Linked DNA regions of Homo sapiens: region 1 is linked to region 2. The links are chromatin contacts, found by Hi-C or POLR2A ChIA-PET in ENCODE. All regions are on one chromosome and are shown on one strand. Each heading gives the region's core, a stretch centred on a gene start or an enhancer-like site at or near the end of the contact. The rest is flanking DNA. Distances are from core to core; before and after follow the strand shown. Region 1 has its middle 16 kb from the start of CDH1. Region 2 overlaps CDH3 (cadherin 3).

Region 1 (6,026 bases), core at 1,864-4,363, 53 kb before region 2:
ATTTATTCATGTATCACATCCCAGGAGGTGGCCAGACAACGTAGTGTGGGGAATTGACAGGTCTCGAGACCATTTTTTTTTTTTTTAAATAATAGGGTCTCGCCTCTGTTGCTCAGGCTGGAATGCAGTGGTGGGATCATAGCTCACTGCAACCTTGAACTCCTGGGCCCAAGTGATTCTCCTGCGTCAGCCTCCCGAGTAGCTGAGACTAACAGGTATGTGCCACCATGCCTGGCTAAGTTTTTAATTTTTTATTTTCTGTACAGTCAGGTGCTCACTATGTTGCCCAGGCTGGTCTTGAACTCCTGGTCTCAAGTGATCCTCCTTCCTTGGCCTCCCAAACTGGTGGGATTACAGGTGTGAGCCAATGTGCCCAGCTGTAGGTCCTTGAATCCTTGATGTAAAGTCTATATAGTCTAAATTCCCTTCAAAAAAGGGACTTTGCAGCTAACATCATTTATTTATTTTTATTTACTTTTTTGAGACAGAGTCTTGCTCTGTCGCCCAGGCTGGAGTGCAGTGGCGCAGTCTTGGCTCACTGCAACCTCCACCTCCTAGGTTCAAGCGATTCTCCTGCCTCAGCCTCCCAAGTAGCTGGGATTACGGTGTGCGCCACCACACCCGGCTAATTTTTTTTTTTTTTTTTTGAGACGGAGTCTCGCTCTGTCGCCCAGGCTGGAGTGCAGTGGCCCGATCTCGGCTCACTGCAAGCTCCGCCTCCCGGGTTCACGCCATTCTCCTGCCTCAGCCTCCCAAGTAGCTGGGACTACAGGCACCCGCCACTATGCCCGGCTAATTTTTTGTATTTTTAGTAGAGACGGGGTTTCACCGTTTTAGCCGGGATGGTCTCGATCTCCTGACCTTGTGATCCACCCACCTCGGCCTCCCAAAGTGCTGGGATTACAGGCGTGAGCCACCGCGCCCGGCCTCACACCCGGCTAATTTTTGTATTTTCAGTAGAGACAGGGTTTTGCTATGTTGGCCAGGCTGGTCTCAAACTCAAGTGATCCACCCACCTTGGCCTCCCAAAGTGCTGAGATTACAGGCGTGAGCCACCGTGTCTGGCCTCATTTATTTACGAAATCCCAGGAGGAGGCCAGAACATAGTGTAAGGAATTGACGAGTCTTATGACTTGAAGCAAAATTTATTTCCTTCTCTAACTCTCAATTTATCTTCTGTAAAATGACTCAGTTAGCTAGAAGGAGGCTTGAGATCTCTTCTGCCTCTAAGAACCATGATATTGAGCTTCTTGAGATTGAAAACTGGCACTGCACAGGATCCCATTTTTTCCTTTTGGGGACCAGGAGTTCTCAAGCAAGGGGTGTTTACGGAATCATGATGCTGTTTATTGCTTTTCAGTATTTAGACTCAACCTCCAGACAAAGTACAGAAGATTTAATTATAGCTATAGAACAAAATGTAAATGTTATGAATAATATATAACTATTAAAAATTGGGAATTGCTTGAGAGGGAAGCCAGGAAGCTTGAGAAGGACATTAAATTCCTCATCTTCTAACAAGTACTTCTCTGGAGAAGGAGAATTGGGCTGAGTGGTGAGTTCATAATTATTCGCTATATTATTATACTTTATAATTTATATATGTGATACATTTATTCTCTTTATATGTCAAATATTATCTCTAAAAGATAAAAAAAAAAAAAAGTAATAGAGGCAGCGGATCACCTGAGGTCAGGATTTCAAAGCCAGCTGGGCCAACGTGGTGAAACCGTGTCTCTACTAAAAATACAAAAATTAGCCGGGCCTGGTGGTGGGTGCCTGTAATCCCAGCTACTCAGGGAGCTGAGGCAGGAGAATCCCTGGAACCTGGGAGGCAGAGATTGCAGTGAGCCGAGATCACGCCATTCCATTCCACTCCAGCCTGAGCAACAAGAGCGAAACCCGTCTCAAAAAATAAATAAATAAATAAATCTGTGTTGAAGGTCCCACTCCCTCCACTGTCCACAAAGATGACCCAACAAACCCGGTGCTACCAACTGCCCCTATTTGTCTGGGATCCTGGGTCTCTGGGGGTGTAAGACTTTCAGTGCTAAAACCATGAAAATCCCAGGTAAACTGGGAGAAGTTTGTTCCCTTACCAGAGTCAGTGAGGACTGATTGGATGGCTTGTCCACCCCACGTGCTCATGTACTCATGTATTTGTGGAAGGGCTGTGTCTTGGTCTTGCCAGGTGTTGTAGGTGGGAAAGGTGGAACTGGCCAGGCTGGATCCAGACTGTAGCCGGTGGCAAGAGCTTCCTGCCAGGGTGGAGACCTGCAGAGCAATAAAACCTGGGCAAAGGACAAGGGTTCCAATGAGGCCTAGAAAATTCCAGAGTCCAGATACAGGACGAGGCATCTATAATTCTCCAGAGTAACTGTCCAACTTTTCAGGCCACATTAACTCACTCACTCACTCGTTCATTCATTCATTCATTCATTCAATAAACACTCACTGGCACCTAGCATGCACAAATGCTTGGCTGGTGACAGGGGCCCCTCCCTATCCTGAAGAAGCTTTTGATCTGATGGAATAAACAGACAAGGGAGCCAGGGATTTACAACCCAAGGATTTACAACCCAGAGCAATAAGCAAGGATAATCCTTTTGTTGTTGTTGATGTTGTTGTTGTTGGTAGTCTTGCTTATCACCCAGGTTGGAGTGCAGTAGTGCCATCTCGGCTCACTGCAACTTCTGCCTCCCAGGTTCAAGCAATTCTCCTGCCTCAGTCTCCTGAGTAGCTGGAGTTACAGGCACCCGCCACACACCCAGCTAACTTTTGTATTTTTAGTAGAGATAGGGTTTCACCATGTTGGCCAGGCTGGTCTCGAACTCCTGACGTCAAGTGATCTGCCCGCCTCAGCCTCCCAAAGTGCTAGAATTACAGGCGTGAGCCACCACGCCTGGCCAACAAGGATGATCTTAACAATTATGTATTATTATTTTGTTTTGAGACGGAGTTTCAGAAATATGATGGGGAGCAAAGTGACATTTAAGCTGAGTTAACCAGTGTTTCTGGCAGAAGTCACCACCTGGGCAAAGGCCCAGAAGGGAGAAGAGCTTAGTCTAGCCAAGAAGGGAGAGGCAGGAGGTTAGACCCAAGAGCAGGGAAGGGGCTGGGCATAGTGGCTCACACCTGTAATCCCTAACTGCTGAGTACCCGCAGTTAAAAGACTGAACTGTGGCCGGGTGCGGTGGCTCATGCCTTTAATCCCAGCACTTTGGGAGGCCAAGGCGGGTTGATCATCTGAGGTTAGGAGTTCGAGACCAGCCTGGCCAATATGGTGAAACCCCGTCTCTACTAAAAATACAAAAATTAGCCAGACCTGGTGGCAGACACCTGTAATCTCAGCAACTCGGGAGGCTGAGGCAGGAGAATTGCTGGAAACTGGGAGGCAGAGGTTGCAGTGAGCCGAGATCGTGCTACTGCACTCCAGCCCAGGCCGACAACAGCGAGACTCCATCTCAAAAAAAAAAAAAAAAAAAAGACTAAACTGCATAAAGGGTAAGGTCCAGGAACACTGAGATGCTGAGAGGATGTCACACAGCTTGTCTCCAGGAATGTCACATGATTTAGTATGATGATTAGGAGCATGGGCCCTGAAATGAGAGGGCTGGATCAAATACTGGGGATACTGGGCTATGTTGACCTTGACAATTTATGAAACCTCTGCGCACCTAGGTTCTTGTCAATTAGTAAAATAGAGGTAGTGCTAGTTCCTACCATCTAGGAGTGGTATAAGGATGAAATGAACTAATACCTGCAAAGTGCTTAATACATCTAAATGCTCAATAAAGGCCTGACATGGTGGCTCATGCCTGTAATCCCAGCACTTTGGGAGGCCGAGGAGGGTGGATCACTTGAGGTCAAGAGTTCGAGACCAGCCTGGCTAACATGGTAAAACCCATCTCTACTAATAATACAAAAATTAGTCGGCGTGGTGGCAGGCTCCTGTAATCCCAGCTACTCGGGCTTGGGAGGCTGAGGCAGGAGAATCGCTTGAGCCTGGGAGGCAGATGTTGCAGTGAACTGAGATCGTGCCACTGCATTCCGGCCTGGGCAACAGAGCGAGACTCCATCTCAAAAAAAAAAAAAAAGACTTAATAAAGAACATTTAAAACACTATTGTCTTGCCCTACCCTTCTGATGTGAAAAAACACATGTATGGGTAGCCTGGCAGTGACTCAGTGCTCAATAGATGTCTGTGCCTTGTTAGAGATGTTTAGAGCTCTCTCTTCCCTTTCTGGGCTAAGAAACTATGTTTCTGGGAGGCAAAGGTACTTGCCCAAGGTCACCAGCAAGTCCCAGACACAGCTGTCAGGCTGGGCTTGACAAACTTTAGATTTTAAGAGGTTCTGCAAAGATCTGATTCAGGGTATGCATGGGGAATTCCCTTGCTACCCAGAATTTCACAGATCTCACGCTCTCTTTCTTTCTCTTTTTTTTTTTTAGCCTCCCCTCATGTTAAAAAAAATTAGTTTGCATATGGTAAAATTCACACTTTTTGGGATTCAGTTCTGTGAGGTTTTTTGTTTTGGTTTGGTTTGGAGTTTTTTCTTGAGACAGGGTTTCACTCTGGCACCCAAGCTGGTATGCAGTGGTGTGATCATGGCTTACTGCAGCCTCGACCTCCTGGGCTCAAGAGATCCTCCCACCTCAGCCTCCCAAGTAGCTGGGACCACAGGTGGGCATGCCACCATGCCTGGCTAATTTTGTTCATTTTTTGTAGAGAAGAGGTTTCACTATGTTGCCCAGGCTGGTCTTGAACTCCTAGGCTCAAGGGATCCTCCCTCCTCAGCCTCCCAAAGTGTTGGGATTACATGCATGAGCCACTGCATCTGGCCAAGTTCTGTGAGTTTTGACAGACACAAGCAGTTGTATATCCACCACTATAATCAAGATGTAGTACAGTTCCATCTCTGGGTGTGGTGGCTCACGCCTGCAATCCCAGCACTTTGGGAGGCCAAGATGGGCGGATCACGAGGTCAGGAGTTTGAGATCAGCCTGGCCAATATGGTGAAACCCCGTCTCTAATAAAAATACAAAAATTAGCTGGTGTGTGCCTGAGGTCCCAGCTACTTGGGAGGCTGAGGCAGGAGAATTTTGCTTGAACCCGGGAGGCAGAGGTTGCAGTGAGCCAAGATGGCGCCACTGCACTCCAGCCTGGGTGACAGAGCGAGACTCCCTCTCAAAAAAAAAAAAAAAAAAAAAAAGAACAGTTCCATCATGCCAAAAAATCCCCCTGTGCCCTTGTAGATGACCACACCCCTCATTCCTGGTCCCCGACAACCACTGGGCCCTTTTCTGTCCCCAGAGTTTTGCTTTTTCTAGATTGTCATATAAATGGAATCATACAGTATGTGGCCTGTTGTATATGTTTCTTTCACTTAGCAAAATGCTTTTGAGCATATTGTTGTGTATGTCTGTAGTTCATAGTTCGTTTTTTATCTTTTTTTTTTTTCTTTTTTTTTGAGACGGAGTCTCACTCTTTTTTGCCCAGGCTGGAGTGCAATGGCACAATCTCCACTCACTGCAACCTCCACCTCCTGGGTTCAAGCAATTCTCCCTGTCTCAGCCTCCCAAGTAGCTGGGATTACAGGCGTGCACCACCACGCCCAGCTAATTTTGTATTTTTAGTAGAGACGGGGTTTCACCATGTTGGCTAGGCTGGTCTTGAACTGCTGACCTCAGGTGATCCACCTGCCTTGGCCTCCCAAAGTGCTGGGATTACAGGCGTGAGGGAGCCACCGCGCCCGGCCCCGTTTTTTTTCTTAATAGTCTTCCATTATTGTATAGCTACACCACAATTAATTGTTGTATCCATTTACCAGTTAATGAGCACTTGGGCTATTTCCTCTTTGGGGCTATTATAAATAAAGCTTCTAGGAACATGTATGCGTCTTTGTGTGGACATATGTTTTCATTCTTCTTGGGTAAATACCTAGGAGCAGAGTTACTAAATCATATGGTTAGCATATGTTTATGCTTTCTAAGAGATTGCCAAACTGTTTTCCTTTTTTATTTTT
Region 2 (6,077 bases), core at 1,456-3,955:
TTGTATTCTTAGTAGAGACAGGGTTTCACCATGTTGGCCAGGGTGGTCTCGAACTCCTGGCCTCAAGCGATCCACCCGCTTTGGCCTCCCAAAGTGCTGGGATTACAGGCATGAGCCACTGTGCCAGGCTGATTCAGTATTATTTAAAGCTGGGCTGAAGACCCTGTGAAAGTCCCTCAAGAATCCATTAATTGGAAATATCACTGCTGATGTAGAACTTGAATTAACTTATTAGGTATTTATGCTTTCTCATTTGGAAGATGGATATTACACTTCACAGAACCATCATGAGTAACGTACAAGTTGAAACTCCAAACCATGATGTAGTCCCAGCTGCTTAGGTAACTGAGGTGGGAAGATACCTTGAGCCCAGGAGGTCGAGGTTACAGGGATCCATGCTCTTGCCACTGCACCCCAGCTGGAGACAGAGCAAAACCATTTCAAGAAAAATAAACCCCAACCGGGAATGTGTAGACCCCCAGAACCTTACAGACCATTACCCACCATTTACCACATGAGGAAACTAGGGCTGGGGGTGAGGGGTGGTGGCGGTGAGATGACTAGCCAAAGGTCGAACAGCTTGGAATTAGAATGAGAACCCAGGGTGGTCAGGTTCTAAAGCCAGGTTCGTCAATGCAGCATTCATTCAAGAACTACTTAAGTACTAATGATGTTCTTTTTTTTTTTTTTTTTTTTTGAGACAGAGTCTTGCTCTGTTGCCCAGGCTGGAGTGCAGTGGCGCAATCTCGGCTCACTGCAAGCTCCGCCTTCTAGGTTCACGTCATTCTCCTGCCTCAGCCTCCCGAGTAGCTGGGACTACAGGCGCCCGCCACCAGGCCCGGCTAATTTTTTGTATTTTTAGTAGAGACAGGGTTTCACTATGTTGGTCAGGCTGGTCTCAAACTCAAGTGATCCACCCACCTTGGCCTCCCAAAGTGAGTGACTAAAGGTCACTTTTATTTTTTTGGTAGATACAGGGTCTTGCTGTTTCCCAGGCTGGTCTAGAACTCCTGGGCACAAGTGACCCTCCCACCTTGGCCTCCCAGGGTGCTGGGATTACAGGCATGAGCCACTGTGCCTGGCCACTTTTCTCAATCCTAAAACAGCCCTCTTCCTAAGGGAAGATCTTTAGCCAGTAAAGGGCTAACCAGACAATTCTGTCAATTATTTCCTTTAAGGAGAGACTCAATGACTCCAATCCTCTCCCACCAGGTAACCCAGAAGGAGGCTAATGGATTGACTCCCCTACTACTCAGAAGACTTAATCCCCAAAACTCTGAGAGCTGCTACCGCCCACCCCCCCCGCCACCCCACCAGGAGCTAGAAATCCTCTTCCCGCTGTCTACAAAATCTGCTTCCCACTAGAGTGTACAACTCACTCTACTACCCTGTCTTCTGGCATATTTCCACTGTTACATGGTTCCACATATTTGTAGCACAGTATCTGGGCTGTGCATCTATTTGTAGAAGGGACAGTGTCAATAATCAAGGGGAAGCCAACGGTCATGTATTATAGGTGTATGTGCCTCCCACTCAGGGTGCATATTCCAGATACATCTGAGGAGCTGGCCCCATCAGCTCTAAACTGCTTTGAGTTGGGTACAGAGCACAACCAAGGGGCAATGGTCCAGACTGATAGGAATAAGCTTCAAACACCCACTCTGCTCAGGATACCCAGCTAAGTGTTTTCCTACCCAAATCCTCACAAAATAACCTGCAATGTGGTATTACTTCTCCCAATCTGACAACTCAGGAAACAAGAGGCTGCCAGGGGTTGAACTGCCCCAGGAAGCAGCAAGATCAGGTTTCAAATCCTGAAGGCAGGGAAATAATGAAGAATACGAAATTTGGAGTCCAGAAGACTTGGATTCCAATCCCTATAATGTCACTTATCTATCACATGATTGGGCAAATTGTATGATTATATAGAAGCTCAGTTTCCTCATCTGGAAAATGAAACAATACCTACCTCATCAGGTTATTAGGAAGATTAAATGGGATAGTGTTCAAACAGCACTGAATACTGTGCCTGGCCCAGAGTAAGTAAGGTAAGCTCTCAATAAAAAGGTACCTTAGACTACTTACAATTAACCTAGGCTTCTGACATCCACATCCTGGCCTCTTTCTATGTATACCATCGAAAAATTCTCTCTCAAAGTGGGAAGAAGTTAGCTACAGCTGTATGCTTTACTCAACGGATGAAGCTGATCAAAGATGGTGACACATGGGACCAGAGGGCACAATAGGGAACTGGCTCAGTCTGCATTTGGAGAGGGCTGTTTTGTAGGGGTCCTCTGTGGTTTACCAGAGGAAGCAGAAGACGGAGATTTCATGAAAAAGCTGGCCTTTCTAGGGAAACTTGCTAGGCACATGTAGGAACATGAGTAGTCTTCTCTGCAAGCTATGAGTCAAGACATAGTAAATGGTAAGCCCTGGGGCAGATCATTACAATTTCCTCCCAGATGCTTCCTGGCACCACTGGCTTGTATCACTAGTTTCATAATGAAACTGATACGAAACCAGGTCTCATCATCACTCATCCCTCCTTTACCCCATCTTTTAATAGTCAGCGAAGTAAACTGACTCCTGTTCCTAACTGCAGCATGGTTCCACAAGGCCACACATCTTGGCCAAATCACGGGGGCATGAATGGGCTTGCATCAAACTCTTTCTGGGGCAACTTGATGATGAGCACATGGGGCAATAGTTCAGAATTTAAGGCTGGAAAATGAAAGCCTAAACATAGCTCTTTCTTCCACACCCATCCAGGGCTTCAGACAGTCATTTGACCGCATTAGCCTCAGTTTCTCCCACAAGGATTCTGAATTACAAGGTCAATGAACCTGATGAAGAGGTGCCTGCTCTACCAATATAAATGGACAGCTTTTAGCACTGAGCCTAAATGTACATTCCCTAAAATACTGTCGGGGAAGGGAAAAAGGGAATCAGTAACCTGAGGCTGCTTCTAGAGAAATTAACAATTAATATCATAGGACACATTATAGGTAAAAATAAATAAAAAGAGAAATTAACAACAAAAAAGCCAGAGCTCTATGTATCTGCACTCGATAGAAGACATCCAATGGAAACCAGGAGTCTCTGGCCTATGTTCAAAGCTCCTCTCTAAAGATCATCCTGCCAAGCCTGGCCTCGGGTCCTGAACTGGCGCCACTAATAAAACTTGGGCAAGAAGAGTTTGGTCCCTGGGGTACTAGAGCTATTGGGAAAAGAAAGCTTTTTAAATAGACTTATAAGAATTGATGGATGCTGGGCTAAGAACTCATTCCTCTTATGTTCCAGGCCTGCTTTTAGGTTGGAATTTGCCTAGACACCTCCATACTCCCAAGGGAATACCCTTGAAGGTCAGGAGCTTGTCTCTTCCTGGAGGTGCTATCTGGTCCTGATGTCCAACATTACTGGATGTTCTGGCAAAATAAAACCACCCATCTTTCCGTAGACAAAATGTCCATCAAGTGATCACTCTCCACCAATTTCCCTACTGATCTCTGGGTATTTTGACTAGAGGAAAAGGAAAACATCATCTTAAACATATTGTGGCCAAAAGGCAGCCTGGGGAGTTGGGGGAAGAGATTGCCTAGGAAATTTCTATTCTAGCTTGCTTTAGGGACATACCTAGCTCACAAAACAAACAAATTTGTCCTTATAGCTATCACTACCTTCTGTTAAGGGATTGGGATAAGAGGGCACCGGGGAAAAGTAGGTGGAAGTGACTTGAAGAAAGATTCTGGCATTTTTCCTAAGTAAAACTACATATAGAAAAAAGTTCACCAACTAAGAAATACAAATTAAAAGGGCAAGTGCTGTGTCACAGTTGGGAACCGGGTGCTGCTATATATTGCTAGGGGTGGGGGAATATTAACTGGCACAACCTTTCTGGCAAATTAAAATGCCTTAAACAAGCCCATTGACCCAGGAATTGTGCCAAGATACCATCCCAGATGTGACAAAACCATACCTGCCAGGATGTTCGTGACTTGCTTAATAGGGAAAAAAAGCAAAAAAAGGTCTCAACAACCTAACTCTCAACAGAACAGTTAATTATGCTGTGCCACAGTCACCCAAATGCCTAATCTACAGCCTTAAATACTATAAAAGAAAACCTACCCAGGAAAAAGTATTTTGCAGAGGGGGGAAAAAAGCAGGTCATAAAGCCATTTATAGCATAAGGCTGACAATTATTATATAAAATATTTATAGTTTTATTCTTGTACCAAAAAGAAGAGAGAGAGAGGGGCTGAGCCCTGGTGCCAAGGCTGTGGTCTGCCTCTCTCCGTCACCAAGTATTTTCCACGCACAAGAAAACCAAGATGGTGGCCAGTGAGCCAGACCCGTTTTGAGGAGACCCACGGGAGAGGTCATAGGGCAGCAAAGTGGGGTGGGGGGAAGAGGCTGCACATGCTGGGATCCCAAGAGGCCTTGGGGCTCCTGGATTCACTTGGGACCCACCCCTGGGCATGCTGGGAGGCCCATTGCCCTTGCCTAGCAAGCTTGGGGCAGCTCTGCAAGGGCCTGCCAGAGCCCTGGGTGCACCTATTGGGTGTCCAGGCCTTTTTCCCCAGAGCTGTAAGCAGAGCAGCTCTTGGAGGGCAACAGAACCCAGGTGGAGTGCAGTTACACCTGGCGGATGGCACCCATCTATACACAGGCCCCCTGGACCTGGATCTTCTCACAGATAGGGCTGACGGGGTGTGTGAGGGCCTCAGCTTGCAGCCCTTCTCTGACCCAGCCAAGCAGAAGAGGAAGCTGGGATACTGGGGAGGCAAGCCTGGAGAGTGAGTGGTGAAATCATTCAGACTCGGGCCCTCTGCCTCAGATCAGATACCCTCAACAAAGACTCAGGTGGAAAGATTGGGAAATGGATGATTGATTTCAAATATTCCTTTGAAAAGACAAAGGTCCCGTATGGGTGGTAGGCCCCCATTTTGCCTTCCAGTTTTTCCACAGTAAACATGTATTTGATTTTCAATCAGAATTTGATGTGAGTTTTTCCCCCGACTAGAAAAATTATATGGCAACCCCATGTCGTTGAGGGTGGAGAAAGCAGTTCCAGGGGAGTTTTGGCTGACGAAAGCTCTGCTGTGTTCATCAAGTTCCTCATAACCCTTAGGAGGTGAGTCTTCCCTCCCAGAGTGAAACCCAAACTAGGCACTCTGAGAGTTTGGAACGCGGCTGACTCAGCATGAGGTGTGCTGTCTGGCTCACTGGCTACCATCCTCAAGGACCATGCCAGAACAAAGATCCCAGTGATCAACCTGAGACAGCTGTGGTAACAATTAAGGGTCTGGTAGGTAAAAGTGCTGTGTACTGGCTCTGCAGCCTTGCGTCAATCACTTAATCTCTAAACTGTTTAACAGTAAGTACTCAATAAATGTAAGCCATTTATTGCTGCTTAATTTCCAGTCTCTAAAATGGGAATACACACACACACACACCCCCAGGTGCTTGTTAGGGTCAAATATGATGTGTTGTGCTTTATATTTATTTATTTATTATTTTTTGAGACAGAGGCTAACGCTGTCACCCAGGCTGCAGTGCAGTGGCATGATCTCGGCTCACTTGAACCTCCCAGTTTCAAGTGATTCTCCTGCCTCAGCCTCCCGAGTAGCTGGGACTACAGGCACATGCCACCACACCCGGCTAATTTTTTGTATCTTTTGTAGACGTGAGGTTTCACCATGTTAGCCAGGCTGGTCTCAATCTCCTGACCTCATGATCTGCCCGCCTCAGCCTCCCAAAGTGCTGGGATTACAGGCATGAGCCACTGTGCCCAGCTGTGTTGTGCTTTAAAAAGCACAATAAAGTATTAAAAACCAGGGGCAGTGATTTAAAAAGCAACACAGAAGGACAGGAAGGTGAAGGCCATTCAGAATCCTAAGATAAGCAGAAAGTTTAAAAATAGGATCAACTGCCATAGAGGCAAGCATAGGAAATTAAATCCCAAATGCCATGCAGCTAGGCACAGTGGCTCATGCCTGTAATTCTAGCACTTTGGGAGGCCAAGGCGGGTGGGTCACTTAAGTCCAGGAGTTTGAGACCAGCCTGGGCAACATGGCGAA

Evidence for each region. A loop is a pair of places that touch in the nucleus more often than their neighbours do. ChIA-PET counts read pairs that join two places held with the same protein, here RNA polymerase II (POLR2A). Pooled maps may share reads with other maps.
Region 1: a map of endothelial cell of hepatic sinusoid shows a loop between it and region 2 (5-fold over the local background). The contact joins two enhancer-like sites. A Hi-C loop is called at or near these places in 1 of 168 maps with a recorded cell type or tissue (endothelial cell of hepatic sinusoid), 1 of 37 single-sample maps with no recorded cell type and 6 of 50 pooled maps. POLR2A ChIA-PET finds 5 or more read pairs at or near these places in 6 of 52 experiments (H1, HCT116, MCF 10A and 2 more).

What each region holds. Positions count from the first base shown.
Region 1 is chr16:68,718,690-68,724,715 of GRCh38, reverse strand. It overlaps a transcript of CDH3 not described here. Among named protein-coding and RNA genes, the nearest start is that of CDH1, 16 kb to the left of the region's middle. RefSeq lists a cis regulatory region at 1,047 and enhancers at 975-1,119, 4,362-4,491. Within about 2 kb of position 3,113, at least 3 of the 41 ENCODE cell types and tissues checked have a DNase peak (open chromatin) inside an H3K27ac peak, as active enhancers do.
Region 2 is chr16:68,664,844-68,670,920 of GRCh38, reverse strand. All of the region lies in intron 2 of CDH3 (cadherin 3), which reads right to left. Among named protein-coding and RNA genes, the nearest start is that of CDH3-AS1, 22 kb to the right of the region's middle. Within about 2 kb of position 2,705, at least 3 of the 41 ENCODE cell types and tissues checked have a DNase peak (open chromatin) inside an H3K27ac peak, as active enhancers do.